Regions from separate parts of the Homo sapiens genome. Here region 1 is linked to region 2. The links are chromatin loops, found by intact Hi-C in ENCODE. Cell type or tissue: endothelial cell of umbilical vein. All regions are shown on one strand. Links, peaks and the distances in the headings refer to the core of each region. The heading gives the core; the rest is flanking DNA.

The links. Hi-C counts contacts between places; a loop is a spot of excess contacts. Peaks named below come from ENCODE experiments on the same cell type or tissue, not always from the same donor. Only the 100,000 strongest peaks of a DNase experiment are listed, where the experiment ranks them.
Region 1: it touches region 2 in a loop (6-fold over the local background); 3 of 110 quality-filtered maps call a loop at or near these places.

The regions. Positions count from the first base shown.
Region 1 is chr13:107,204,033-107,219,503 of GRCh38, reverse strand. It overlaps NALF1 (NALCN channel auxiliary factor 1), which reads left to right. Exons shown (of 3, transcript NM_001080396.3): 2 at 8,749-8,920. Among named protein-coding and RNA genes, the nearest start is that of SNORD31B, 110 kb to the left of the region's middle. In endothelial cell of umbilical vein, for the core only: a CTCF peak has its summit at 8,326 (motif pointing left); DNase peaks (open chromatin) are centred at 8,293, 8,743, 9,493 and 10,423.
Region 2 is chr13:107,443,201-107,458,671 of GRCh38, reverse strand. All of the region lies in intron 1 of NALF1 (NALCN channel auxiliary factor 1), which reads left to right. Among named protein-coding and RNA genes, the nearest start is that of MIR1267, 80 kb to the left of the region's middle. RefSeq lists an enhancer at 142-643. In endothelial cell of umbilical vein, for the core only: no CTCF peak of the experiment used is centred there; DNase peaks (open chromatin) are centred at 7,571 and 8,481; H3K27ac peaks cover 2,433 bases.

The DNA of each region.
Region 1 (15,471 bases), core at 3,796-11,795, 240 kb after region 2:
ATTTCTTATTTAAGACTCAATTCCATTTCCCTTTCTTTAGAAGACTGATTTCCCACTTTTTAAACCCTTTTCAACATTCTCAACTCACTCAAGATGTGGAGCCCAAAATTGAATTTATATTGAAGTGTTCACTTGCTGCCTTTTTAGAGATATAAATTTTAATAGGATCACTGGCACTTTTGTGACAGTCCATACAGGCCAGGTTAAATAAGTGGTATGTTTAGAGGACATGTAATACTCTGCACTTCTAAGGCATTGCTTGTTGGCTGAGAGTCCACAAAAGGTGCTTTCATTTACTACGGGCCCATTCCGACTCTAGATAAGGCTATTGAGTTATATCCATCCACGGCCAACACTCAGAAGTAGTCTTATGGAGTGACTTTCTTCTTTTTTGATGCCCACAGCAGAGCTCCCACCATCTTCGTCACTAACATGATAATCCGGTGAAGGCAGCTTGTTAAAAGAGATCTTCCTTCACACCAAAGGAAACGCTTCCTTATTTACTGTGAAGTTAATTCACTGGTTATTATCATCGTTAATATTCATTTCTGGATATATAATAGAACTGTTCTGGAAAGGTATGAATTAGTATAACCTCTCTGCTCAACACTTTTTGCCACAATCCCAGCCAAAGTAGTGTGTCCGTTTAAATAACAGCTATAAAATATACTTTGCCCTCTGAAGCTCTGTGGCCTTCCATGAGCTCAGAACAATAAACCACACCATTCCCCATCTTTGTGTGACAATCTTTCTCAGCTTGCAACCCAATCCCATATTGTGCTTTAGGACCTGAACCATGGGGTCTTTTTGGAAGGAGAGGTTCACTTCATGAAGTGGACTTTTAAAAATTTATTTCTTTAGTTTTTGTTTGTTTGTTTGTTTTGTTTGTTTTTGTTTTCGGCCTTCAATAACGGCCACTGGGTTGGTCATATGAAAAGGGATTCTTAGGATTTAATATGTTGGGGGCTCATCAGGGTTCCTGGTTTGAGTCTCTGCTCTGGGCAGGATCTCAGGGCCAGGTGGACTGGCTCTCACGCTAACCAATCGCGGGGCATCATTATGCAAGCCCAAAGGCCATGTTACTAGTTTCCAGTGGGCATTCCACTGACGGTAAATTTCTGCCAGATACATCCAGGGCACTGGGGATACAAGAAGGCACAAAGCTTGGCCTTCATTCCAAGAGCATAGGGTCTGGGAAGGAGGCAGACGAGAAGACAGCATCACATGTACTGAACTGCCGAAGAAGAGCTCATTGCAGGGTCTAGAGGGAATGCAGGAAAGGCTTCCAAGTGAGGTCACACAGGATGGACAGGAATTAATAGGCTGAGGGATTCGTGAGGGAGGTGGAAGGAAGAGCCTGGTGCAGAGCCACCGAGGGCACGCTGCACATCGAGTGACCTGCTTGTCACTCCTGTGGCCAGAGAGCAGAGTGCCGGGTGGGAGTGGGCAGAGATGAGTCTCGACTGCTCAGCAGGGCAAGGTCGCAGAGCTGTGAATCGGTTAGGAGCTTTGAACATTCTCCTGGGTGTTGCTGTGGGATGGGGTGGGGTGCTGAATTATTAAAAATGAAGTAGTGGAATAATCTGGAATAATCAAATTAATTTTCTATAGATTGCTCTAACTGCAGCATGAAGCAGGAGTTCACAACTGAAGGCACAAGGGTAGGCTCCACGGGGTATATCCAAGGCAGAAATCCAAGTGAGAGATGCTGATGGCGCGAGCAGCACTGGTGTCAGTAGAAATCAAGAGATTTGGGCAGACATAGAGCTATTGAGGAAGCAGGCTCACAGGGCGTGGTGATTGAAGAGCTGTGGAGCGTGGAAGAGGCACCCGGATGACCCCCAGGTTTCTCACCTGCTTCCCTCCGAAAAGAAGAGGCCGAATTCCACTTTAGAGTTTGTAGTGCTTGAGGTATTGAAACAGAGTGAGAGAGGGAGAGAAAGAGAGAGACAGAGAAAGAGAGAGAGAGATCAGCATTGGTAATGAAGATTTAGGCTTCACTATTTTAAAGACTACAATTGAATCACGAGGATGGACGGTTGCCCAGAAAGAATGTGTAGAAACAAGCTTGGAACAGAAGCCGGAGGGATACTAACATTTTGGGGAATGGCAGGGAAAACAAACAAACAACAGCAACAGCAAACAAATGAAGATGGAGAAGGAGGGGCAGAGGACTAAGAGGGACACCAGGATAAAACAAGTCCCAGTGGCATTTCCGGAAGCTGTTCAATCAACCATGATCAGGGCTGGCAAGAGGTCAAATAAGACAACAACTGATTTTCCAGCTGGATTTGTCAGCAGAGGGGCCAAGGAGCTTGGAAAGAACAATCTCAGTGGAGTGGTTCGAGCTGAGGCCAAATCATAGTGAGATGAAGTGAAAGATAAAACAAGGAAGATATTGACTGTTACATGAGACGTTTATTAATGAGGAAGAGAGAAAAAGAGAAAACTAAGTTGCCTCTGTGTCATAGTTAGGACACGTTTTCCTTTGCATAACGCTGGAGACATATTGACAAATGCTTCTTAGGTTTCCCTTTTTTCCTAAGCCCTGTGCAGATTATCTCTGGATGGGCACATTCTCTATTTGCGAAAGCACAGCCGAGTTGATCTGCTTTTCACCTTCTGTACAATCATATGTCTGGGCAGCTCCGTGGTGCCATACCCTGATTGGCCAACTGGGCTTGCGTTGGCCCTGTGATGTTCAGACTGATTCCCTCTCCTGTATAAATGGAGTCTGGGATGCTGGCGTGGATGGGCACTGCAGGAGCCTCATTTTGGTGTTGAGAATGGTTTGGGTGGACTGGGAAATGTGGGACAGAGCCAACAAGCTCAGGAGGCCCTGAAATGCAAGGGAATAGACCAAGTGTGATGACAGGATTCAAAAAGTGGGTCACCACCAGAAAACAGGAAGACATTTGCGTTTTACTTCAGGAAATGGAGCCAAGACAAAGCCCTAGAAGGCAAGGGGTGCTGATGTCATAAGACCCCCCACAAGGGATCAAGAAGCTCAGAGCGCTGCTTACCGCCCATCCTTAAGCTTACTTCACAGACTCAGCTCAGCCTCAAGCAGTGGGGCCTTTCTTGTTTCCCTTTCAGAATATATCACGATTTCCAATTTCTAGGTGCAATGTGCTTTCACCAGACACTGACACAGACATAGCAGAAAGCAGACATTCAGACATAGGAACGTGAAAATTTATTTTGAGTTTCACCCTCACTTAAAACTGTAGCAACATGCGTTATGCGTCAAAGTGCATTAGCCTGAGGCGGTTGCTGTCGCAGACTAATGCTTACATAACCAATTATTTCACCCACACATACCCAAAACTCAGGCCGCTAGCGGGGTTAGAGCTGGCAGAAATGGATCTAATAAAATGTATCAACAAATGCTACAAATGTGAAAGGAAAGTTAGTCCTTACTAATAAGTGGGGGAAAAGGGAGAGCAGCTGCTTAGCCTCTTGATTTGAAGCTGACAACCATTTTTAATATCTGACATTTTTCTTTGTGATAAAATATATAGCCAACATGATATTTTTTCAGCAGGCTAACATATATTTACATTAGCAATCTTCTACCTTGCTCTAAAATAGAGAGATGGATTTTGGAGATGGGGGTAATATATATTTAAAAAGTAATGAGAAGCTGACCTTCTGCTGGAAAAATATTAATCATAGGGCATTTTTTGAAAGGTTCTGCACAGATTAGCTATCTTCAAATGGAATGCCCAGAACCAAGAGAGGACATGAGGACACCACACAAGCACACCTGCCAGCTGTCTATATGGCACCATTGTTAACCATGGTGATCCTGGTCCCGTGTAGTATTTCTATTCACAAATGCATGGGCTACTTCAGGATTGTCCAGATTTGCATGTAACGCATTTCTTTCTAGAGTTCGTGGCTTCACATCACTCCCCGTAATCAGGAAGCAAAGTACTCCCCCTCGGTCTGTCTCCGGAGGCTGTGCCGTTATAACCAAAGCTTTAAAAAAAAAAAATCTTCATTAAGAGTGTGAAAATGAGTTTGCTAGATGAGCTCTCTTGGGTTCTCCTTGGTCTCTTCAGCCTTTGCTCTCCCTGATCACCTCTTCAAACAGGCCTGTGTGACCAAGGGATTCTCAGCTGAGAATCCAAACACAGGGTAGATGTGGACGTAGGTCTGGAGGTAGAGGGTGGGGGCTCATACAGCCCACTCTGCAGAACTGCAAGTGAGTTTCAAAATGAAGTGACTTGCAAAAAAGAAAAAAAGAAAAAGGATATGTTCGGAATGAATAATACTCAAGTGATACCTTCCGAATAACATGGAGTGTAATTTCAACAGCCGCCCAGGGGCCCTACCTTGCTCAGCTGTCATCTGCATCTTTCTAGACCCCACTTCCGACGTTAACAGAGGCTCAGCTAGGTGGTCTCTAAGGCTTTCCACCCTGGAATGTCTCACCTTAGTGACTCCAGAGACCCCGACGTATCCAATGCTCCCTTCACTTTCTGTCCTCTCAGAAGAGTTCCTGTTACAAGAGTTCCCACTGAAAAAAACTATGGACTGGGCTGTGGAGAGAGTTGAATTCCACTTATTTGATGCCTAATTTCCCTGTATACGTTTCCTTATTTGTAAAACATTTCCCAAACAAGTCTCAAGGGCTTTATGAGGAAAGATAGCAAGAGAGAAAATGCTTCAGGGGAAAAAGAGAAAAATCGATTCAAGTATTAAGTAAAAATGATGCTGTCATTTGGACCATTTTTCTAGTGTAGTCTGCTCCTCTTGCAGACAGCACCTTGAGAACACTGTATGGTGGGCAGCTGTCCAGCAAAGATTGTGACAGTCAATAAGTCATTTCCAGAGGACACAGTGGAGGAGCGTGGGGGCGGTGGGCCATTTGAAATACCCTTTCAGAGCATAATTTCCTGACAAATCAAGCTGCTTCTTGGGTAGATGGAGGCACTGGCCATCAAGGGGAAGAGTGGGTGGATGTCGGCGAGCCATTACTCTGTCACCAGAGACCTCGCACACATTTTTATTCCTTCCCACAGTTATTCTTTCGTTTCATATAATTATTTATACTCTGCAGTGACACATAGAAAAGCAATTTACCTAATATTTCTCTCTATAGGAGAAGGCCAAGCCATTATAAAAAAGATTTCTAGACTTCTTTGTACTCCATAGTTCTTATGAAATAAGACAAATATACTCATTTTTCATGATGTGCTTTTGTTTGAAGTTCTTTATTACTTTTAAGATTTAGTCAATTTGTTCTTCTAGCCCGGTGCCACCACAAAACATCCTTTTCAACCCCTTCCTGCAAAAACTTCTAGAAAGACGTTGGGAAGTGTCTTGGAGCCATGGCCTTCTCTCACCTTCCTAACATAGGAATCTTCCTCATCGTGTTTTGACAAGAGGTATTGAAAGTCTATTGGAATTTTTCTAGCTCTAGAGAACTCGGCACATTTGAAGATAGCTCATTGTATTTCTATGCATCTCTTCTGGCAGGAAAGCTCGTCTTTATATCACGCTGGTAGCTACCTGTTTGTTTTTTCTCTTGTCTTTGTTTTGTGATTCCACAATTTATTGTTTAAATCCATCGTCATTGGCACCTGGCCGTTTCTCAGACACGAGATAACTGTAAGAACCTCACCCCTCGTTTGCTCTTAGCCGCAGTATATTCTCAGGTATTCTCCGTTCTTCACATAACACAGTTTTCAGGTGTTTACTAACGTGCTATTTCACTTTTCAAGTAATCATTTTCAAGATTCTAGAAGAATTTTTGTTTACTTCCCATGCGAACTTTTACCAGTTTATTCTGAAATATTTTTAGCAAATGTGCTGTATGCTTTGCCTCTTTTATTGTAAACACATCTACACAGAGAAGATAAAGACTTTAGTTATGTAACATCTGCTTCTCATCCTTAATCTCTTAAGTAGCAATAAAATATTTCTCCTCCGTCCTTCGGATTTCGATTCAGCTCACATGGTTTCCCCCACTTGTTTTCTGATGTATCTTACCCCTAGAGCTAAAATTTTAGAAAATATTTAATACTCAAATGAGGAATATTCATTGCACACTCAAAGCCCAGGAGGTAGCTCATAACGGATGCCACCGTGGAGCCTGGCCGGAGAGGTCGTCATAGCTCAGTGTATAAGGTCTGGGATTCTGCCGGCGGCTTTGCAAATGATGCTCGATCACTTTTCTTCATAACTAACTACTACCTGATACTTAAAAAAAAATGCTGTGATCTCTTACTAGTTTCTTTTTCTTTTCTTTTTTTTTTTTTTTTTTTTGAGTTAAAAAAAAATCTGCAAAGGAAATATAGCGGAAATAGAATTTAAGGAGCCAGAATAAAAATGGATATGTTCCCATCGGGCAATGCTGAGGAAAGTGGTTGCAAAGAGGATGGCTAGATCTGAAGAGACTCCAATACTGGACGCCCCACCGTCTGCGAGAGAGGAGACGTTGTTTCTTAAGACTTTATGGCTGCAGGATGCGATTCCCTATTCAGAACCCATTTTAACTGGAATAACGGTGGAAAGGCAACGTGTGAGGGAGCGGTGGGAATGGGGACCCCAATTTGGCCAATGAAAACATGAGCCACTTTCTGGCATTACATAGGGCACTCCTTAAAGAAAAACAGGCAACTCTAGACTTTAGAATCCCAGAAATGTGCGGAAAGCAAGCTGTCCTCATAATGGAATGTTATTTTTTGAACTGCAGGTATAAGCCTATCCTGCTTCCTCTAGTACCTGAGAAAGGTTATTAAGCCCAGGAATCAGAGGATACATGGCTCATTCCTATACTACAGCTTAGTTTACATAATAAATGTCATGTCATATTACGTATCATGTCATATTACACAAACGTCAATGTCTATGGCATTTTGACAAACGTTTTCAACTTCCCCATGGTTTGGTTAAGAAATCATTTCACTTTTTCTTCTGAAGCTGGTGCTTCCAGCCTCTTGCTGCCGGCACCACCTCCACCTTCACCTGTCCCCCTGAGGCAGCCTCTTGCTGTCCTCCTGGGGCACACAGCCACAGCCCACCTCCGTTTCCCAGTTGGCATAAGAATTCTTAGAGGTTTCTTCGGCTATTGTAACGTTTTCTTCTAGTGCAGTTTTTCAGTGTACACTGTTACGAGAAGACTCATTCAAAAGACCTATAAGAATTCTAATTATTTGTAGGTTTTACTAACAAGTTACATGGTGATTGTGAGCCATTGATGACTGGCAAAGAAAAATTACTTTTGGCCATTTAAAAGTGTATCTCACTTTGATATTTATCTCATTTTACCTCTACCAAGTCACCTTGATCACAGAATAAAGCGTCATTTTGATCAACCTAATGTTATGAATAAAAAAATACAATCCTCCTTCTACCAAATAGATATTGACCCGGGGCATGGAAGGCCATGCTGATTTTAGGTTCATCTGCAAACTCCCTTGTGATTTCATAAGTGCTTTAAAAGTAGTTTTCAGATTAAATATAGGATAACTATTAGGAACACAGTCTTTGGAGCCCTACAGAACATGGGTTTGAAGTCTGGATTTTCCATTTCCATTACCTAATAGTACTATTACTTAATATTATTCCTGTTCAAAATGTGAGTAATAGTTATGGTCAAAAGTGCATGCTGAGAATCACATGGAAAAAAAAGTTTACAGCTTACTTAGAAAAGAGTATAAAGTTGATAAATACCAGCTATTATTCTTGTTATTATTAGGTATTTATAATCTCTTAGGCTACCTTTAACTGCTGCGCCTCCATTTTTCTAGGTAAAATATAACCGGCAAAATGTTACTTGGATAATATTAACCCTAGAAATAGATAAGTAAAAGCCATTAGTGCCAAGGACCTGGAGAATAACTGAATTTCAGTAACCTGTACTGCAAATTGGTACATCTGCCATTGTTGTATTTGAATTTAAGATCAGCTTATTCCTTCGTGTCAGAAAAAGGCAATTTTTTCAATGTTTGTTTTCCCAAATAGCCACCAAAACAAAGAGATGAATGAAGTCCCAGTCCTTTCACATTTGATGAAATTACATAAATACGTAGCAAACATTGATGTGGCTTGCACATCATCCAGAAGGTTGAAGCTGTGGCTCTGATGAGGCTTCCCTCCTACTCCCAACCACACCACAGCATATGATGTCTGCTCTATGTCGGGTGTTTCTGGGCTTTCAGACAGTGAGATTTTTAATGCATTTGGTGTGAGTCATGAATGTAAATGTCCATATCTGCCTGTTCTCTGCCTCTCAAAGTCCAAGATCTAAACAGCAGTTTCCCAACCCCTGCTGGGCCATCTTTATAAAGTGCTTCGCGCCATCTAGCGTCCTATGGAGGCATAGACGTGGGACTCCGTGTGGAGGGAACTGGCTCATCAGCCACGTTGCAAGTAACTACAGCACAGAAGAGCAATAGAGTCAATTATTTATTTTACTTTAGATATCGCTGAATTTTGAAAAATTAACTTCCTGCTTAAATCCACTGATTTTCAAATAAGCCACATAAAATTAAAGGTCAAAATACCTTTTACATTCTATTAGGGATGCAATCAAATACTGTTTTGCTTTTATTGCGGAGACTTTCGTTGCTGTGTTTTTATCACTTGCAGCTGTCGTTGTGTAAATACGCTTTCTCACAATGAGGGCTCTCTTAGGATCCACTTGAAACCACAGCACGCTTGCACGCTTCTCACAGTGCCTCTATCACTGTAACTGTTGTCACGCCTCTATATTTTTCATTCTTCTCTTTTTTTCAGATTGTCTACAAAGCCTGGCTCTGTTCCCAGTATTTTGAAGTCACACAGTTTAACTGCAGAAAGACAATTCCTTGCAAGCAATACTGTTTGGAGGTTCAGACGAGGTGTCCATTTATATTGCCCGACAATGATGAAGTCATCTACGGAGGCCTCTCCAGTTTCATCTGTACAGGTACAGTGCCGGGTGGGAGTCTGTACACCAGTCTCCGGTGGTTTTGCTTTCTTGTGTGATGTTTGTTTGCTTTGCTGTTTCCTTTCACTGATATAACCTTGAAGATGCGGCTGGTAGTTTTCCGCACTTTCACTAATAGAAGCACCGAAAGCTCCCCTCAACAGGTCTGGAAATGATTCAGCTTCTGTACCACATGGTCTATCTGTAACTGAGACCACAGTTATTCACTGTGTGAAAGAAGAAATCTGATGGCAAAATATTAGCAATCATTAGATATACTTACATGTGACCTAGTATAGGTTAGATTCAGCCTGCATTGCCTTTGAATTCCATAAGAACAGGAGATGTGCTAAGGCCAGTGAAATAATGCTTTTCAAATTAGTCAGAAGTTTATGTTCTCTTGCCTATTTTCTTTTATTTTATTTTCTGAGAATTTTTATGTTACTTTATCTGTAAAAAGTATTAAGAGCATTAAAAATATCTGCCTAAATTGTACGTGTGTGTGTGTGTGTGTCTATTAGAGCCACACAACAAGTCTATCCATTAAACGATGTTTACTTCTTTCAGCAAATGAGTCAGACTGGGCAAAACACCAATATCAGCACTCCTTTTCTGGATATTTATAAGCATTACATAATTTAGACAGAATAAGATATAAAGAGCAAGAGCCTTTTTTTAAAAAATAAAAAGATAATTAAATGGTGAGAACAAGATACTTTGCCAGGGTGGTGTGATAATCCGAGTGGTGGCTCTGCATTCTCTTCTATAACAATAATGCTATAAGGCGTCCCTGGAATTACGTGGCTCAAGCTGTAGCACGTTTTGTTTTCAAGTGTAAGGATAAAACACCATCATATGTGTAGAGACACATGAAAATGCTCTTCTGACATTAGACTTGCCAAACTCCTCTAAAACAGAGTAGCATATTAAGATGCTCAACATGAGAATTTATCAAATTATTTCAGCATCGCTTATTTACATACGTATTCATTAGCCACAGTGTTCTAAGTGATAAGCTATCAAGAGATAGTCTGCCAAAGCTCGCCCTAAGAACTGGATGAGTATTTCTTTCTTTTTTTTTTTTTGAGATGGAGTCTCGCTCTGTGTCACCCAGGCTGGTGTGATCTCGGCTCACTTTAAGCTCCGCCTCCGGGGTTCAAGTGATTCTCATGCCTCAGCCTCCCGAGTAGCTGAGATTACAGGCGTGCACCACCACACCTGGCTAATTTTTGTATTTTTAGTAGAGACGGTGTTTCACCGTGTTGGCCAGGCTGGTCTCCAACTCCTGACCTCAAGTGATCCACCCTCCTTGGCCTCCCAAAAGTGTTGGAATTACAGGCGTGAGCCACTGTGCCCAGCCTGGATTAGTATTTCTTATGCTGCCCAAGCTTGTGGAAAGAACACGTGACTGAAGGTCAGGAGCATTGGCCTTCATCCTGTTTCTATTGTACATTCTCTCAGAGGCACCACCCCTTCACTAGTAAATTAGAAAGTGCAATGGCCAAACCCTCCCCCATGTGGATATGCTGCAAGGATTACAGATAAGAGAGAAGGGCAAGTTATGTCATTGACCAGCCATAGCCGTTGCACACGAGAAAGTGAAATGCAGAATGATTTCACAGGCCTGTGTGTTATTCTACTGACTTGATGCTCAAGTCATTTTTTATGTAGCTCCTCTCTGCTGGAGGGGGAGGAGGGGGAGGAAGGAGGGAAGAGGGAAAGAAGGAATAAGGGAAGGAGGGAAGGAGGATATCAATATCTTCTTGCTTTGAGTTTGAGACAAAATTCACCAGACACAGGCTATTAATTCATATTGAATTTTGCATACAACATTCCACAAATAACCATGAAGATAAGGCCTTCATTTTTTTTTTCTTGTGGGACAATGAGGTGTCTGTGACATGAGGACTTCAGAGAAGCTATTCGATTTTTATGTACAGGTTGTGTTTATGCATTTACACTCACATTGGCTTTTGTCCTAGAGAAGAACAATAGTTTTTGAACCAAGTTCTCAAAGTAGACAAAAAACCCAAATGAAGGGCGAGGTGTTTGCGTTTATCTTCTTTTTCCTACATGTATCTGTATTTGTGAATCTGAAATATATGTTTGAATGTTCACCCACTTCCTCCATACACATTCAGAATGCCAGGGTAGAATTAAATCTCTCACTTCACAACATGGGCAGAGAATCCAGTCTGCAGTTTTAATTGTTTTCGAGTTTGGTAAAAACAGCTTCTTCATAGACATAGCTACGTCATTAAGGAAAAGTGGCAGGAAAAGAGAGATTTATCAGATCCAGAGAAAAGTGCCATCTCCGTGAGAGGCCCCCTAGGATAATCTCATCACTGAACATTTGGAAACCTAAGAACAGTAGTTCTTATGTCACTTTCAGTTGGGTTAATGTTCATTTTATGTTTAAATTGCTCGAAAATATATGGAATAAATTCTGAGGTTATTTCACCCTGAAGTTCTGTAAAACAATCTGACAGAAAAAGATAATAATTTTCATATTGATCTTCTTTTCTAAGGTGTGACCTGTGCCTCTTTGAAGAATTCTCATTCATGTTGATAACTAGCAGCCATCATTTCCCATCATCGGTTACAGGTGTCCCTTAAGAGTGCACTGCTGAGGCCAGATGCAGTGGCTCATGCCTGTAATCCACACAATTTTGGTAGGCTGAGATAGGAGAATTGCTTGAAGCCAGGGGTTTGAGGACAGTCTGGACAACGTAGCAAGACCCTGCCTCTACAAAAAATTAAAAATAAAAGAACTAGCCAGACACAGTTATGTGCACCTGTAGTCGCAGCTATTTGGAAGGCAGAGACAGGATTGCTTGAGCTCAGGTGCTGGAGATTGCAGTGAGCTGTGATCCTGCCACTGCACTCCAGCCTGGGCAGCATAGCGAGACCCTGTCTCAAATGAAAAAGAAAATGAAAGAGTGCACTGCTGGACCTGAGCAAGGAGATTTCTACTCCTGTCCATCACAGCTGCCTGCCCGTTGCTTATAAGAGTCCCAGACATGGGCCCCAGAATGGGTTTCATCTTGGATGATGTTAGAATAGAGGACAGCTCCCAGAGGACCACTGGCTAAACTGTGGAGTGGCTTGTCATGCGTCTAAGGAAACTAGTAAGACATATGTGCATATAATTTGTTCCCAGATTTTAAGTTGCACATTTTTGGATGTCCGTCTCCTACAAATGTACACGGATTTTTAAATAGTTTACATTATAAATAAGTTTGCAAGTAAATGTGAGCCATTTACATTCTGTTTTTTTTCTCTGAAAACAGAATAATAAAAAGACCAGTGTAGTTATAGCATCATTTAATCTCATACAAAATATTTTAATAAATATATCAAAGTTTAAGGGAAAAAAGAAATGGGAAGGGAGATGGTATGCCCAGAATAAAATAAAAAAATGAGAGTAGGTTATGAAACCAAGTAAAATGCAGTAACTTCATCAAAAAGAATTCACCAAGTAAGGTGACCTTCCTCTTGCCTCCAGCAATTTTTCTTTTTGAAAAAAATCATCAAGCATTTGATTTCCACTCTAGATGTTAAAATGCAATCATTTCTCACTAAGAATTAAAGGAATAGGTGGAGTTTCCTTCAAATTCAACAGATTTAATTATAATGGTTTTCCTACTATTTGAACTGCATCCAATTCACAGCTTCCAGAAGGACGGAGAATTCCCTCTAGGATATCGAGGATTCTTCACTTACTTTTCTTATTGACCTCAAAAAAAAGTATTCTGTAAGCACGTAACTGCACATGGCCTGATGACAGATACTGTCCATGTGAGCATCAGTTTTCTTCAAGGTGCTTCTCCTTAGTGACAAACCAGTGGCATGGTGATTCCTTTTCTTAGCGTTCTCTGTACCCAGAATCTTAGAGATCTCAAGTTCTTCCTGTCATTGTCCTATTGGCTATATACTGATACCTAGGATTCCTATTATTCACAAAAAAGGGAATATCACCCCTTGGAATCAATGAACAATTTCTGTAAATGATCAGGAGTTATTTACCATTTTGGTCACACTTACTAAATTCAGTATCTCGTGCATCATTTCTTTATGGTGCTCACATCACCATGTACCAAATTTGAAAGTTTTAAATGTATATATTTTTGATCATCTGCTACCTATGATCCTTTAGTAAGCCAGGAACTTACTTTAAAAAATGAAATATCTGAGAATGCATGTCCATTACTATAGAATGCTTTTGATTGAGGATGTTACAGAAGGTCATGACCAAATGTTCTAACCACGGATCTTGATGACAAGCGCATCCCCGTGCATATGTTTAATTCCAATTCTGTCTTAGGAGATAAAAGGAAAGACACTTTGCCTGAGATTTCTCTTGAATTTTTTTCTATTAAAGAATAAAACTGACACGTGACTAAAGAAATGTTTTAAAAATTAATTGGAAAGAAATTCTGAGGTGCTGTCAGGGTGAAACATGTCATTTAATGTTAGGCATTATTGAGCTAAAATTTGTCAAGGTGGGTTCTGTTGGGTTTGCAAGCTCAGTTCGCATAATGCAGTGCTATTTTAGAAACTCAGTTGCTTCATCTTTAAAGTGAGGGGGTGGAAGTCGTTTTTGGATTCTACGATGTCAACCCGTCATCGTGGTAATTACGTGGGCTTCCCTCTCCACACTCCCTCGCCTCATTCCAGAGTCCCCTGGAGAAATCCTTGATTGCTTACCTTTAACAGTGAACCAAGCTGAAGAAAACAGAGGCAGCAGAGGAGCACAGGCTGTGGGTGCTATGGTAACAAACATTAAGAAAATTATCATTTGATTGATAGATAAAATAGACCAGCCATGATTTACTGCTCTCTTACAGAGGGAAATTATTGAAGGAATAAAAGTAAAAGTTGGTCTGCTGGGGGTTACTGACAATGGAGATAAAACATATTTTAAGAATTCTATGTAAATTCTGCATTCCATTTTTTTTCTTTTTCTTTCTTTTTGAGCTGTGACAGGAATAAGGTTATGTTTCTGTCTCTGGGGAAAATACTGTGGGCTGCTGTTGTTCCTTACTTGACAGGCGGTTGAGGCTGCAATGGGAGATGGGCGCCCCCTGGTGGCGACTCTGCGCGCCTGCAGAGAGTCTGAAAGGACGTTCACTGCCTGCAGGCAACGGAAGGGAATAACCTGAGGGGAGGAAATGCATTGATCTACATATTGATCACATTCGAAGGATTTTTTTTTTAAATGTTTGGCATCTCACGGTTTACTTGTGAGTGACTTCACAACTGCAAAAGAAAAAACATTTGCAAAAATCCAGTCCTCACATGACCAGTGAGTTGAGAAAGATTTTTAAAAGACAAAGATGTTCTCATAGGTGGGAATTGAACAATGAGATCACATGGACACAGGAAGGGGAACATCACACTCTGGGGACTGTTGTGGGGTGGGGGGAAAGGGGGAGGGATAGCATTGGGAGATATACCTAATGCTAGATGACGAGTTAGTGGGTGCAGCTCCACCAGCGTGGCACATGTATACATATGTAACTAACCTGCACAATGTGCACATGTACCCTAAAACTTAAAGTATAATAATAAAAGAAAAAAAAAAGATGTTCTCATTAGAGGAAAATTTCAGTAGAAAAAAAAAATACCTCTATAGATTTTAATTTGAACATTTATGCCGTTTCAATTTATTTATTTTCCCCTGCGTATGCGTATGTTCATTTAATTTTTTAAAATCAGGTTTTTTTTTCTCTGAAAACAGAATAATAAAAAGACCAGTGTAGTTATAGCATCATTTAATCTCATACAAAATATTTTAATAAATATGTCAAAGTTTAAGGCAAAAAAGAAACGGGAAGGGAGATGGTATGCCCAGAATAAAATTTAAAAAATGAGAGTAGATTATAAAACCAAGTAAAATGTAGTAACTTCATATGTTCGTGACATCTTCTTCCATTAAAACATTGTACTTTTTGAGGTTTATTTCAGTTAATATCTTTAGGTTTGAGTTCAGATCATTCCTACTTAAGATTACTTTTTCTGAATTCTATATTCATAAAGATCCCAGCAGGTCAAGTTTGCCTTTGGCAAGAGAATGTATGTAGGGAATAGAGGAGGAATTAGGATGTCTGGATTCTGCCAGTAGCTATGAATTTTGGAAAATCGCCCCCACTGTAAGGTCTCATTGCCTCACCTCCACAAGTGGCTAAGAGTACTGAGCCCAGTGCCAGAACACAGTGCCCAGGCCTGCTGACAGCAGAGGCCCGAGCTAGATGGGACCCCATGTAGTCCAGCCTGGTGGTGCTTGCGGAGCGGCAGGCGCAGCTGCAGAGGAGAATGAGGTTTTACGCTTGTCTGTGTGGGGAGAGGAAGACAACCTGCCTCCAGCTCACCTGGGTGACACTTGTTGGAGAGCAGGGAGAGCTTGTGGGCGCCCCTCTCTGCCTCCAGCTCACCTGGGTGATGCTCGTTGGAGAGCAGGGAGAGCTTGTGGGCGCCCCTCTCTGCCTCCAGCTCACCTGGAGAGCAGGGAGAGCTTGTGGGCGCCCCTCTCTGCCTCCAGCTCACCTGGA
Region 2 (15,471 bases), core at 4,160-12,159:
CTCTTCTTTATGATTTTCCCAGTGGTGGTGAAGTCCAGGGGTTTGTTAAACGTTGTGCGTCTTCCTGTTTAACCTCACCTTGTGCTCGCCTGCTTCTCTCTCGTTTCCCATCACTCCCTGAGGACCTGCTGCCCTTGGCTTTGCCCAGGCGTGCACTTCCTGCACATGAGGAATACCTGCCTGCTTCTCATGGCCATTACTGGGCATCCCTGTATTGCCGGCGACAGTGGTTACCATGTCAGGCGGCCCCTGCCTCTGCGCATTGGCACACACTGTTCCGCCTGTGTGGGGTCCCTGTTCTCACTGCTATTTTTAGCACTCTTGTTGAGTGGGGGCCCATTATCTCTGCCAGAGCTTTCCTGGTCCCCTCTCTGAGTAAAGTGTCCTTTAGGTCTCCTGTCAAAGCGGCTCTAAAATGTTTCTTATGCCAAATATGAGGGCTGGTCACTTAGGTGTCTACGTTTTTCCTTCAATGCTGTTTTTTTCTGACATAGAATATACTGTTTCTTTATTTTCTAATATGGCATGCAGCAGGAAATTAGCATGAAGGAGATGTTTTTTGAAAGAGAGAACAAATGAATAAATGAAGAATGTTTTCCTATGTATTGTTTCCTTCTCACTGCTTTGGGTTTTGAGGGCAGTGAGAGGACAAGGGGATAGAGTATGAGAGATTAAGATCAGGCTGTGGAGTGTTTGTCAGTTAATCAATGTGGTCTAAACCACTTTACAAAAGAATTAACAACGTAGAAATAATACAAAAGGTGGAAGCAACAGCTCTGTTTGCACTGGGAAATGTCTTTTAAGAGCAGCTCTTGTGTAGTTGCACAAGTGGAAAAATAAACGTGAACAGAGATTGCCAAAAATAAGTAAATAAATGGAACAGGGAAGCTTCCTTGGAAAGTGTTTGTTTATTGGGCTTCAGTAACCAAAACAAATGTCTCAACATTTGTTTTCAACTTTATCTGAGATTTTAATTTCCATGTGTTTGTCTTCAATTGGCCATTTAGCCTTCATCAATAAATAGCAGTGGGTTCAGAAAACATATATATGTTTTAATTTATCTTTGCCTGTGAAGATATAGCTACTAGTTTAGCAAATGAAACCTTAAGCATCATCTGAAAACTCTGAATGTTAAGGTTGTATTCTAGTAAATGTTCTAAGCCAGGGAATAGAATGCCTTCCTGCTTCTCCTGTGCTTGCTACACTTTCTTGGCTTTCTGCACTGTGTTTGTAGACACACATTCACTTAACCAATTATCTCATGAATTGGATTGAGGCCAATATTACCTATGAGGCCAATATTACATTCATAGGTAATCTGAAACCATTGTGGATTTTGGATTTCTCACCAGTAAACTGAGGTAGTTAGATCAAATGCCTCGAAATTCCCTCCCAATACTAAGCTCTGAATATATTTAATGTGTCATTGTCTCCTGACAATGCTATTACCATTTGTGATTTAAAGTAAAAACTTTAAATCATACCATAAACTATTCGAAAATAAAGTTCTTTAGTGTTAAGGCAGCATTTATTCATCTTGAATGGAAAAGCTAAGTAAGAAAGTAAGAAACACTCTTTCCAATGATTTTATCTAAACCTTAGAATTTTTTTCTGCATGTTACCAGTGTTCTAACTGTGGCCTTATATTCTCACATCAACAGATGCCATATGAATGTCATCATTTAAAGCCCATGAGCTTTAATAAAAAAATTTAATTAAAGCTCATGAGCTAAATAAAAACAAGGTAATTTATACAACTTCTTGAAGGTGATAGATAACTTGTCTAATCCCTCTTTTTTACAGGAACTGTGGGTGAAGATTCACCTTTATCAACTCTTACCTCTTAAGGAAATGCTACCATTTCCTAGAGTTTATGGTAATTTCAAATATGTTTTAAAAAATGGAAATATGAGAATAAACTTACCACGTGCCAGCATGTTTCCTAGCATTGAAGTCTAGGAAGTGTTCTCTGCAATTTATTTTTCTAAAATAAAACTGATAAGAAATTTCAGGCTGTAACGAGAGGTCAGAGTGTTGGCAGCACATTACATATCATCCATGAAAATAAAACTGCTGTGAAACCACAAAGGGTGGGAAAGTTTTCTCCATTAGTATACTAAGTAGTGTTACCTGACACAAAGCCAGTAAACACAGCTTAGAATACCTGAGTATTTCATTAATCTAACATGGGCCAAATGGAGAGTTTCATTGAGATATGATATGATTTATTTAGCTGATTCCTACTGGTCCCTAGCAATGACTTCTTAAGTTGTCACACAGACGATGATTCAAATAAGAAATAAATTTTGAAAAATTAATTATAAATGTCATGGGCCACATAAATCTAGGTAGCATTGTGCTCTGAAAGTTTACCATTGCTTTTACTTTCATGCCTTGTAGTTTCACAGAAAAAATAATAAGTTGTGTTCTAGCTCTGAATTAAACAGGCACTCTAGTGTCAGGTGAGAGAAAGCCTGAACTTGTCAAATTCCCACTCAGGTTGCTTTCTGCCTTCTGAGATGAACTTTCTATTGAAAAAAACTCCTCTATCCCTCTATCCTACCCTTCAATAAGGCTTCAGTCAAAAAGAGAGCAATGAAAAATGTTTCATACAATCTAGCAGTTGTTCTTCTGGGTATGTACACAAATGGGTTTAAAACTTTTGCCCACAAGAAAACCTGTAAACAAATGTTTATAGCAACTTTATTCATAATTGCCCAAGCCATTAAACAACCAAAATACCTTTCAATGGGTAAACTGTGGCACATCCTAACAATGAACCCATATTCAGCACTTAAAAAAAAAAAAGAGTTATCGAGCTAAGAAAAGACACAGGGGAAGATTGAATGCATATTATGAAGTGAAAGAAGACAATCTGAAGGCTACATATCATTCCAACTATATGATATTCTGGGAAAGGCAAATCTATGAAGACAAAGGGATCAGTGCTTGCCAGAGGTTAGTGGGGAGAGGAGGATAAACAGGTGGAGAACAGGGGATATTTATGGCAGTGAAACTACTCTGTATGATGCTATAGTTGTGGGTACATGTCATTAAACATTTGTCAAAACCCATATACTGTACACCACTGAGAGTGAACAATAATGTAAACTATGAACTCTGGGTGATGATGATGTCTCAGTGCAGGTTCATCAGCTGTAACAAACAGGTCACTGGTGTGGGATGTTCATAGCAGATAGAGGCAGGGTGGTTGTACATGGGTGTGGTCACAGGATATATAGGAACTCTATGCTTTCCACTCAATTTTGCTGTGAAACTAAACATGCTCTGAAACTATTTTTTTTTAAAAGGCAAAAGATTTTCTTAAACATAGAATTTTTGAGGTGTCTGATATTAGTTATGATTATTGTGTTGGTCCGTTTTTACACTGCTATAAAGAAAACCACCAGAGACTAGGTAATTTATAAAGAAAGCAAGTTTAATTGACTCCCAGTTCTGCATGGCTGGGGAGGCCTCAGAAAACTTACAATCATAGTGGAAGGGGAAGCAGGCACCATCTTACATGGCAGCAGGTGAGAGAGATATGCGAGTAAAGGGTGAAGAGCCTCTTTTCAAACCATCAGGTCTCATAAGAACTCACTGACTATCATGAAAACAGCATGGAGGAAATTGCCCCCATGATCCAATCACCTCACTCCCTTGACACATGGGAATTAATGTTTGAGATGAAATGTGGGTGGGACACAAAGTCGAACCATATCAATTCTTCAGAAACATTTTCATTTTCATACTTAAAGATTTAACTCTTAGCAAACAATAGTAATAGTAACCACAGTAGTCATGAAAAGAGTCTATAGGGCCCAGTTAAATAGCCTAAATGGCTGACAATCCTAGGAGAGAACTCTAGGATGAGTCATAGAGACCATGTTCTATCCAGAAGGGTGCTATGCAGCTGGTTTCAGGTAGAAACAAAACACAGGCTCAGTATTTCTAGCTTTTCAAAGTTTTCAAGAGAAGTGTGAAAACCTCTCAATTTGAAACTGTGTCTCACCATTAAGAAAAATCCTGCAGGCCAAAACATATACAACTGTGATATGGTTAGACTTTGTGTCTCCACCCAAATATCATCTTGTGTTGTAATCCCTATAATCCCCATGTGTCATGGGAGAGACCAAGTGGAGATAGTTGAATCATGGGGGTGGTTTCCCCCATGCTGTTCTCATGATAGTGAGTGAGTTCAAACGAGATCTGATGGTTTTATAAGGGGCTCTTTCCCACTTTGTTGGGCACGTCTCCTTCTAGCCACCTAGTGAAGAAGGTGCCTTGCTTTCCCTTTGTCTTCTGCCATAATTGTAATTTTCCTGAGGCCTCCCCAGACATGCTGAACTGTGAGTCAATTAAACCTCTTTCTTTTATGAATTACCCAGTTTGGGGCAGTTCTTTACAGTAGTATGAAAACGGACTAATATGGTAAATTGGTACCAGCAGTGGGGTGCTACTATAAAGATACCCGAAAATGTGGAAGTGACTTTGGAACTGGGAATCAGGCAGGTGCTGGAATAGTTGGAAAGCTCAGAAGAAAACAGGAAAATGTGGGAAAGTTTGAAACTTCCTAGAAACTTGTTGAATGGCTTTGACCAAAAAGCTGATAGTGAAATGGACAATGAATTTCAGGCTGAGGTGGTCTGTGATGGAGGTAAGGAACTTGTTAGGAACTAAAGGTGACTCTTGCTATGCTATAGCAAGGAGACTGGTGGCATTTTGCCCTTGTTCTAGAGATCCGAGGAAATTTGAACTTGAGAAAGATGATTTAGGGTATCTTGTGAGAGAAATTCCTAAGCAGCAAAGCATTCAAGAGCTGACTTGGGTGCTCCTAAAAGCATTAAGTTTTATGCATTCACAAAGAGAGGGTTTGGAATTGGAACTTATGTTTAACAGGGGAGCAGAACATAAAAGTTTGGTAAATTTGCAGCCTGATGATGTGGTAGAAAAGAAAAACTTGTTTCCTTAGGAGAAATCCAAGCTGGCTGCAGAAATTTGCATAAGTAACAGAGAGCTAAATGTTAAATATCAAGACAATGGGGAAAATGTCTCCAGGGCATGTCAGAAGTCTTCATGGTAGCCTGTCCCATCACAGGCCTGGAGGCCTAGGAAGAAAAAATGGTTCTGTGGGCCAGGCCTAGGGGCCCCTTGCTATGTGCATCCTTGGGACTTGATGCCCTGTGTCCTAGCTGCTCCAGCTGTGGCTAAAAGGGACCAAGATACAACTCAGGCCATGGCTTCAGAGGTTGTAAACCTCATGCCTTGATGGCTTCCATGTGGTGTTAGCCCTGTGGGTGTGCAGAAGACAATAATTGAGGTTTGGGAACCTCTGCCTAGATTTCCAGGGATATAGGGAAATGCTTGGATGTCCAGGCAGAGATGTATTGAAGGGGCGGAGCCCTCATGGAGAACCTCTGCTAGGGAAGTAAAGAAGGGATATGGGGGGTTGTAGTTCCCACAGAGGGTCTCTACTAGGGACCTAGTAGAACTGTGAAAAGAGGGCCACCATGCTGCATACCCCAGAATGGTAGATTCACTGACAGATTGGACTGTGTGCCTGGAAAAGCCGCAGACACTCAATGCCAGCCATGAAAGCAGCCAGGAGTGGGGTTGTACCATGCAAAGCCAAAGGAGTGGAGCTGTCCAAGGTTGTGGGAGCCCACCTCTTGCATCAGCCTGACCTAGATATGAGACATGGAGTCAAAGGAGATTATTTCGGAGCTTTAAGATTTCATTACTGCCCTATTGGATTTCAGACTTGCATGGGGCCTGTAGCTTCTTTGTTTTGGCCAATGTCTCTCATTTGGAATGGGTGTATTTATCTAAGGCCTTTACCCCCTTTGTATCTAGGAAGAAACTAACTTGCTTTTAATTTTACAGGCTCATAGGCAGAAGGCTTATGGTCTCAGAAGAGACTTTAAAGTTGGACTTTTGGATTAATGCTAGAATGAATTAAGAATTTGGGGGACAGTTGGGAAGGCATGATTGGTTTTGAAATGTGAAAGGGACATGAGATTTTGGAGGGGCCAGTGGCAGAATTATGTGGTTAGGCTTTGTGTCTGCGCCCAAGTCTCATCTTGAATTGTAATCCCGATAATCCTCACATGTCCAGGTAGAGACCAGGTGGAGGTAATTTAATCATGAAGATGGTTACCTTCATGCTGTTCTCATGATAGTGAGTGAGTTCTCATGAGATCTGATGGTTTTATAAGGTGATTTTGCCCATTCACTTGGCCCTTCTCCTTCCTGCCACCTTGTGAAGAAGATGCCTTGCTTTATTTTCACTTTTCACCATGATTTTAAGTTTCCTGAGGCCTCCCCAGTCATGCTGAACTGTGAGTTAATTAAACCTCTTTCCTTTATAAATTACCTAGTCTTGGGCAGTTCTTTATAGCAGTATGAAAATGGACTAATAACACACGTAAGGCCATGTGCCTATGGATCACCAGGGTTTTACATTTTAGAGTAAGATATGGGCAGGAGGAAGAGATTGTTGAGGCATCCTGGGCTAAGCACAAAGAGCTGAGCTAGGAAACACCCATCCATAAAAGTGGAAGGAGGAGGGAGCAGAGGAGGAAGAAGCCTCAGTGAGGTCAAAGAAATACACTATATGGATAGACACATGATAGAAAGGACAGAGAGCTAGATATGGATAGATGGATAAGAGAGGGAGAGAAAAAAAATCAGTATGAAACCAGGGACACCAGTAAAACAGAGGTCCTGCAGATGGGGTGAATTACTTTGGGAAACACATACCCTCTTTCTGGGATTTGCATCTCCACAGTAAGAAAGAAGAGAATCCACTAGGTTTGGCCAGTAACGTTATTATCGACCTTTGATAGTCTGGTCTTAGTAGAGCAGAAGTATCAGAGATGTCACTTAGAGAGGAGGGATAGACAAAGAGGGTGCAAAATTGGATAGAGCGATGTGCAATGTATTAAGAAGTTTGAGAGTTAAAGAAACTGAGCAGAAATGTGAACAGAAGCATAATGTTTTTCTGGGAAAGGGAAATCTGTTCGAGTATACAGCACAAGTGAGAGAACCAGTGAAGAGGAAAGAGAATAAAAATGCTGATGGAAGAGAAAGGAGCTGAAATACCTGGAGCATGTATTCAGACATGCTGCTTATCCTAGCTATCTTTAACATCACACGGTGCCCTGTTATTTCATAAGCGTGTATGGCTAACACTCTTTATCCACACACTCACGACTCCATAACTGCTGTTTGTTCTGAGAACTATAACCCACAAATGACCAGGACACAATGTTTTATTATAAAGGTTTAAATCCGTCTAATTTAGCACATGTGCCTCAAAAGAAGATGAAATAAATAGGAGGGGGAATCAGGAAAACCTGACTGCTTCACAGCCATGCTAGATCATCCTCTCACCACGCTCAAGTCTCCACAGTTATGAATCTTACTGGCGGGTCTTTCTATCTGGCATCTGCCTCCTGGCGTGGGGAGAAGCAAACATTTCCGCTTGTGGCCGCGCTGGCAGATTCTCACCATCCCTGGTTTCCTGCCACAGAGCTCTGACCCGGCTTTTGCTGGACACGTGGGGTCGACTCAGTGGAGCACAGTCATCCTAATTGCCTCCCTTTGGGTTTTTATTTCATCTACAGGGCGGCTGGTTTCAGAAGGTTCACATCCTTTGTATAAGCAAAATAATGTGAAATCCAGTGTTATTTCCTGTGCTGTGACTCACACCCCATCTGGGAAAATCAGGGATGGAAACATCATCTCCAGGGCACAAAGTATTTAAAATTTAACTCGTCATTTGAGGTTTTCACAGCCAATTCAAAGCCTATATTTTCCATTAGTTAAATATTTAGTATTGGCAACATGAATTTGGATTCTTTCGTCTTCTTGCAAATTATCTGTTTATAACTATTAGTGTTGTCTAATGAGGTTGGCAATAATGAGGACTCCTCTCCAACGACCAGCCCCACTTCATTTCTCCATTTTAAACCAGTTCCGGCCACAGACGCTGGGGATTCACCCATGGCATCCCCAAGAAGCCTTGCACATTGCAGCCTTTCTCGCCCTTGATTCCCCTCTCCCTGCATCAAAAACTCTTCTGTCTCCTAAGCATTCTCACACTTGGAAGTACTCCAGGAAGCAGCCTAAACTTAATGCTTCCCTTTTCACATCTTATTCCTGCGCTTCATCCTCCTGCAGTTGGTTTTCTTGAACCCCACTGCAAAAACAGCTCTATTCACATCTCAGCCTTCACACTCACCAGATCTCCCACAGGCTTGTGTTGGCTTGTCTTTTCAGCCCTGACCACTCCCTCCCATGCTGGCCACAAAAGCCACCTTCTCCCCAAGGCCCCCAGTCCCCGTGGCTCTATGATGGGCACTTTCTTGTTTTCCCACATTCTTCTTGGTGACTCCTTTTCTATCTTTCTCAATTCCTCCCTTTTGTTTTCCTCAGTCCTTCAAATATGGGTGTTCTTGGTCTAGCTTCTGGCCACTCTTCCCCTGTGTTTTCATCTCTCCCTTAGGCCAGCCCTTAGTCCTGTCTTCTATACAAAGCACTAACTGGAAGGAATCACTTAGCTTGGCCTCCAGAGGGGACAGATGATAGAAGGCCTGCCATGATTTATGTCATTATTTAATCTCTTGGCCTTATATATATCACCCGTTTATCCACCCCCACCTCTTCCTGCACAAACACTTTGAAGAAAATTGCTGATGCCAACTCTGGCCAGAGTACCCTAGCAAATGAGAGTGTGTTCATGGAGACAGCCTCCTCTGCCTACTTACTAGCTGTGGAATTCTAGGCATGGCATCCAGCTCTGTGTGACTCTGTTTCCTTAACTGTAAATTTGGAATGATGTTGATAACATCTACTTCAGGTTATTGCACCAATCAAATTATGTGCTATATTTAAAGGACCGAGAATAGCCTCCAACACATACTAAGTGCCGTGCGAAAATTGGCTATTATTATTTAATGCAACTTTGCTGCCTAGCCTACATTTCTAGACCAATTTCTCTTCTGAACTCCAAGGCCAGATTGATGTCTTAACCTCCAGGTTCCCCAAGATCTTCACAATAGATTCAAAATAAAATTTCTCTTTACCGACTTCTACATATCCGCTTGTGCATTATCTTCCTAGACTTCTTTTTTAAAAGGCATGCTATATTTTACCAGACTTCTTGCTTGAAACGCCTCACTTTTATTCTTTTTAATCTCTTTTGTCGTCCAAATACACCCTTTGCAATTTTACCTCTTCCTTTTTCATCCATTTCTTTCTTTATGTTTCCATTGTCAATAATCTAGGTCAGTCATCCTTCCTACTTTTGATTTTCAGGAAGTCTCTCAACCTGTTCTTCTTGTTCCAGTTTCACACTCCACCCAAGACATCCCCTGGGTCTTGCACACTGCACCCGTGTGATGTTCTTTTTTTTTTATTCTTTTTTTGAGACAGAGTCTCACCCTGTTGCCCAGGCTGGAGTGCAATAGCATGATCTCAGCTCACTGCAACCTCCGCCTCCTGGGTTCAAATGATTCTCCTGCCTCATCCTTCCGCGTAGCTGGGATTATAGGTGCCCACCATCACGCCCAGCTAATTTTTGTATTTTTAGTTGAGACGGGGTTTCACCATGTTGGCCAGGCTGGTCTTGAACTCCTGACCTCATTTGATCCGCCCGCCTCGGCCTCCCAAAGTGCTGGGATTACAGACATGAGCCACTGCACCTGGCAGTCGTGTGATGTTCTGACAGCATAGCTCTGCTCTGCAGGAGAGTTACATGGCATTTGGCAGAGGGAGGACTGCTAGCAAAAGTCCCGTCAGCTCCTCTCACATCAGCTTGAGAAAAGTGGTACCTACATAAACCATAGGGAAGGATATGATAATATTCTGTGTCCTTGGGACTCGAATTTGTATATCTATTGTGCCACTTTCAGACACTTTCAAAGGCAATTCCAAGGCTACTTCTATATACAAATATGGGTGCGTGATGTAGTACTAAATGCTTTGTCACCTAAAACAGCTCCTTGGGGATAGTAGTTGCTCATTGTATGTTTCTTGAGTGAATGATCAGTAATGCATAAAAATACATGACGAAAATGCCAGTATATGTGACATGCATATGACCATTAATCTGGACATGACCCCTCCTGGACATTACCCTTCCCAAAACTTCCATGTAAATATTATATAAATATCCTACTTCTCCACTTGCAGAGACAAGACCAACTCTTTGCTAAAATAGAATGACGTGGTCCAAGGTGCCAGCATGTCAAAAATCATCTCTCATACTTTCATAACATGAGACTTAAAATTCCTAATACTGGGATTCTCCTTAAGGTATTGGAAACAGATGGCCATTGCTAAAAATTCAAATTATCTCTTTAATATATCTGCAGGATTTTTTTTCTGGTTAAATTAGCTCCAGTCGTCACACAGTGGCTGGGCACAGGTGGACAGAAATGTGGCCTGATACAGACCCTCAGCCAGGAATCGAAGGTATGAGCCAGTGATGTGGAAAGTGGGGTCAAGACACATGCTGAATGTAGAACTCAAGAAAGAGCAGAAAGCCTGACTGAGAGGCAGGGGCTCGGGCTAATGAACACATTATATAAGAGAGGAAGGGAGCAGATTTAAGTCTACAGAAACTGTCAGAATGTAGGCACAAGGCAGAGGGGTCAAAGTTGCCCTGTATTTGAAAGAGCAGGCATCAGTTCCCCAGAACCAAGAAGTGGATCAGAAGACTTTTAAATGTTTCTGACTTCAGCAGGACTCTACAACTACCTCCAAAGATATAGACCAGCCAAAGTCAAATGCAGAGAGCCCACAGTGATTTACCATTGGTAAATCATTGGCAGGTTTTGATGATGCAGGTTCCGTGGCTACTTGGAAGAATGTAATGACTCTGGGCTTTGATTCTGGGTGTCTGGCGTCGTGCAGGAGAGTAGAATTGACTGCAGCTGCTGCCACGGAATTAGCTGGACAGAAGACACAGTGTAGATCCTGTTCTTTGGATCAGTGATCCATTGCCACTTCCTTCTACTTTCTGTGCCTGCTTCCTCACTGTGAAATGGGAATAATAATGACAGTGCCCTGAAAGAGCTGTAAAAAGGAATAAAGAAGCTAAAACATAAAGAGCTCAGAATGATGCCTAGCATATTGGTAAAGCTCAGTAGAAGCTAGCTCCCGGGATTCCTATGTGTTATGCAGAAACCTGTGGGTATCCAGCAGATTTTATCACCTAGTAAAAGAAATGAGCATCTTATGGTGACTGGACTCAGAATGATAGGTTTTGTTGAAGAAAGGAGAGATGGAATTAAGAATGTAACAACACCTGTAGGTGGTCAGGACTTTCAGGTGAGCTCTGCACGGGAAGGGCCAAGGCAGGACAAAATCAGCCAGATTATCGAGTGATCTTGCTGAGATAAATACAAATAAACAAAAAGAAGAAGGAGAAGGGGAAGAAAGAAGAAGGGAGAAGGGAAAAGAAGGAGAAGGAGAGAAGGAGGACGAGGAGGAGGCCAAGGAGAAGAGGAAGGAGGAAGGAGCTGCTGGCCCCTCCGGCCTTAACCAGCTTAGCAAACTTGGAAGAGGGAATAGAGAGCATTAGTGAGGGCTGAACAAACACTTTTTCAAATGCAAATCCCAATACGGTACTTCATTTGTTCATCAGACAAATATTTATTTGATGTCTCCAATTTATCAAGTACTCTGCTAGGTGTTAAGCATACAATGGTGAGAGAAAGACCACTGTTTTTAGTCTCATGGAGTCAAACATGTATCTATTGGCTTAATATTCATGTGATTGTTTCAGACATGCCAGAATTTTTAAGCATTAATGCTTCAGCACAAATGACTTACTCTGCAATTATTTAGCAGGGCTCTCTTTTTTTCTTATATAGGACATAAATAGTAAGATTGCAGAACAATGTGGAAGATGAGAATTTTGACATAGATCCTATGTATTCTCTCAGAGATGTCTTTATATCAAAGTGTGAATGAACAAAAATTAAGAAACAGAAAGTGTTAGGAGTCACCACTATAAATAATATTTAAATTTTGAGAAAACAATACAATTTTCAGAAAATTAACCTTAAAAATAAACAAGTAAACAATATCACAAAAATATTCTATGCTGCCATGAAATATAATAATGTGGAATAATAATGGTGGATAAAAAGATGATACATAGTATGTTAAATTCTAGAAAGTAACGAGCACAGTATCATACAGGGTGTAATTCCAATTTAGTAAAAATATGTGTGTGTGTGTGTGTGTGTGTGTGTGTGAATTTAATTATGGCATTGTTACTAGTAGAGATTTCAGATGTGTTTTTCTTGCTACTTCTCTTCCTTGTTGTGTAAGCACAAAAAATGTTTAGGAAATAGAACATAAAAGATGAACAGAATTAGAAAAAAGAATTATCGGAACTTTATTTTCACTATAGAAAGCAATGTGAGCCGGGCGCAGTGGCTCACACCTGTAATCCCAGCACTTTGGGAGCCTGAGGTGGGCAGATCACAAGGTCAAGAGATCGAGACCATCCTGGCGAACATGGTGAAACCTTGTCTCTACTAAAAATACGAAAATTAGCTGGGCATGGTGGCGTGTGCCTGTGGTCCCAACTACTCGGGAGGCTGAGGCAGGAGAATCGCTTGAACCCGGGAAGCGGAGGTTGCAGCGCACTAAGATTGCGCCACTGCACTCCAGCCTGACGACAAAGCGAGATTCCATCTAAAAAAAAAAATCTGTCCCAAATATAAATGTGACCAGTATTTTTAAAGCATTATAATAAAAAGTCCAAATAAAGAATAAATCACAGGTGAATTGGTGGCATTATGCCAATTAAAAATAATTTTTTTCTGCTCATCACCAATAGCCATTTGGGAATGCAAACTGTGGAGAGACAGATAACACTACGATGATATATCACTATGTACCTATCAAAATGGCTACAATGAAAAAATAACACTAAATGCTAATGAGAATGCAGAGAAATGATCACTCACATATTGCTGGTAGGAATGCAGAATGTCACTGACATTCTGGAAATACTTTGGCAGTTTCTTTTAAAACTAAACACATACTTACCATATGAACCAGTAATTGCAATCTTGGGCATTTGTCTCAAAGAGACGAATTTGTATTTACACAAATACCTGTACACGCATGGTTTTAATAGCTCTATTTGTAGTAGCCCAAAACTGGAACAACCCAAATGTCCTTCAATGAGTGAATGGTTAAACAAACTGTGACGCATCCATACTAGGCAATAGAAAGGAACAAATTATTGATACAAATGGATGGAGGTCAAGAGAATTATACTGAGTGGAAAATAGCTAGTCTCAAAAGTTTACATATGACATGATGCCATTTGTGTAAAATTCATTAAACAACAAAATTAGAAAACTGAAGACTAGATTAGGTCAGGGACTTCGGAGAGAGGGCAGAGGGTGGCTGTAAAGAGCTACTTTAAGGGACTACAGAGTCATTCTGTACCTTCATTGTGGTGGTGACTCCTTGAAACTACACAAGTGATGGAATTGCATAGAACATACACACACACACATGCATATACACCCATAGGTGCTTGTGGAAATCTGAAAATGCTGTGGATTGCACCAAAGTCAAATTTTTGATTTGGATACCTTACTATAATTATGCAATATATCACCACATTGCAGGAGGCTGAAAGAACGTCTCATGGAATCTCCTTGTATATTTATTTTTTTGCAACTTCCAGTAAATCTATAATTATTTCAAAATATAAAAAAAATTTCTGCAACTGTGTTTGTAGGAGTAGATGAAGTAAGATTGGGAAAATATTGATATTGTTGAAACTACCTAAAAGTAGCTGCAGGATAATTACACTATTATATGTATGTGGAAATCCAAAATAAAACACTAAAAAGTTAAGTACTAAAAATAAAATTTCTAAAATTATTTATTCTGCACAAGACTTGTATAAATATGGTGTTCTCCTTGTTTTAGAGAATAATTAAGGAAAGAAAACTTCTTGTGAAAAGTGGGAAAAAGCTGTATAAACATACTCTGCAATCATGACATAGCTCTATTATAGCTCGTCAAAACAAGTAAGGGATTGTTTGATCATGTGGGTCCATTCAAGTTTATTCTGGGCCATAAATTATGTTTTATTTTGTTATTAACAGATTTTTTGCATTATTCCAACTCTCTTATTTATAGAATAAGTATACTAAGATATGAGAAAATAAAGTTTAACTCTGGTTTGCTGAGTTCATAGTTGCCACTCCCCTTCCCTATAGAAAAGCTCATACAATCTCCTGATATTTGTGGACAACAAAAATTTGCCACATTAAATTACAAGCTCAAACCCATCAATCAATGTAAGTCTGCTACAGGGTGAAGAGACCAAGTCAAAGACTGCTCTACATAGCTTTTTTTCTTTCTAAATAGTAAAAACATTTGTGAAAATTTATGTTTGCATTGCATAAAATAATATTACTAGGTAAAAGTGCCCAGTTAAAGTAATGTGCCAAGTACAAATGTCTTTTTCTTTATCTTAGCATAATAAGCTGAAAGTTTTCATTATATAATTAGTAAAGGATTTTTGTGGTTATTCTGTCAGTAAAATAATCCTAATTTTATTATCAATTTTTGTCTTAGACATATCAAAGTACTCAGGTATATGCAAGAAAAACTGGGAAAAGATAATTACAGGAGAACCAAAACTAAAAAGAAAATCATTTTGTGTGATTAATATGAACACTGAAAATGAAATGCCTCATGTTGCTAATAAAATCGGAAGCTGCAAATTTAAATATATTATCAGAAGAACTGCTTGAATTATGCTAAGCACATTAAGCACATTTACAAACAAATTAAATATTATTATTTAAATATTTCTCTAGGACCCCTTCTCATAAATTTAATAACACCAACCTAGCAAATATTTATTTCAATCATGGTCACTCAGTACCTATTACATACTGTCATGGTTTAATCACAACTAGACTGGGATTACCTTTTCTAAACACACCCATTTGCAAGTGGATGACTCCAAAACTTTTACCAATAGCTAAGCATAATTGCAAATCAATAAAAATTAGTTTAAAGAGAAAGTTTTCTGTATATTTGGACTTATTTTTAAGTGAGAATTTTTCTCACAAATAAACATTAACATTTAAATATATATTGTAGGCTGGGCATGGTGGCTCACGCCTGTAATCCCAGCACTATGGGAGGCCGAGGTGGGTGGATCACTTGAGGTCATGGGTTCGAGACCAGCCTGGCCAACATAGCAAGAATCTGCCTCTACTAAAAATACAAAAAATTAACTGGGTGTGATGGCAGGCACCTGTAATCCGTACTACTCGGGAGGCTGAGGCAGGAGAATCACTTGAACCCCGGAGGTAGAGGTTGCAGTGAGCCCAGATTGCACTATTGCACTCCAGCCTGGGTGACAGATCAAGACTCCGTCTCAAACTTACATATCGATAGATAGATAGATAGATA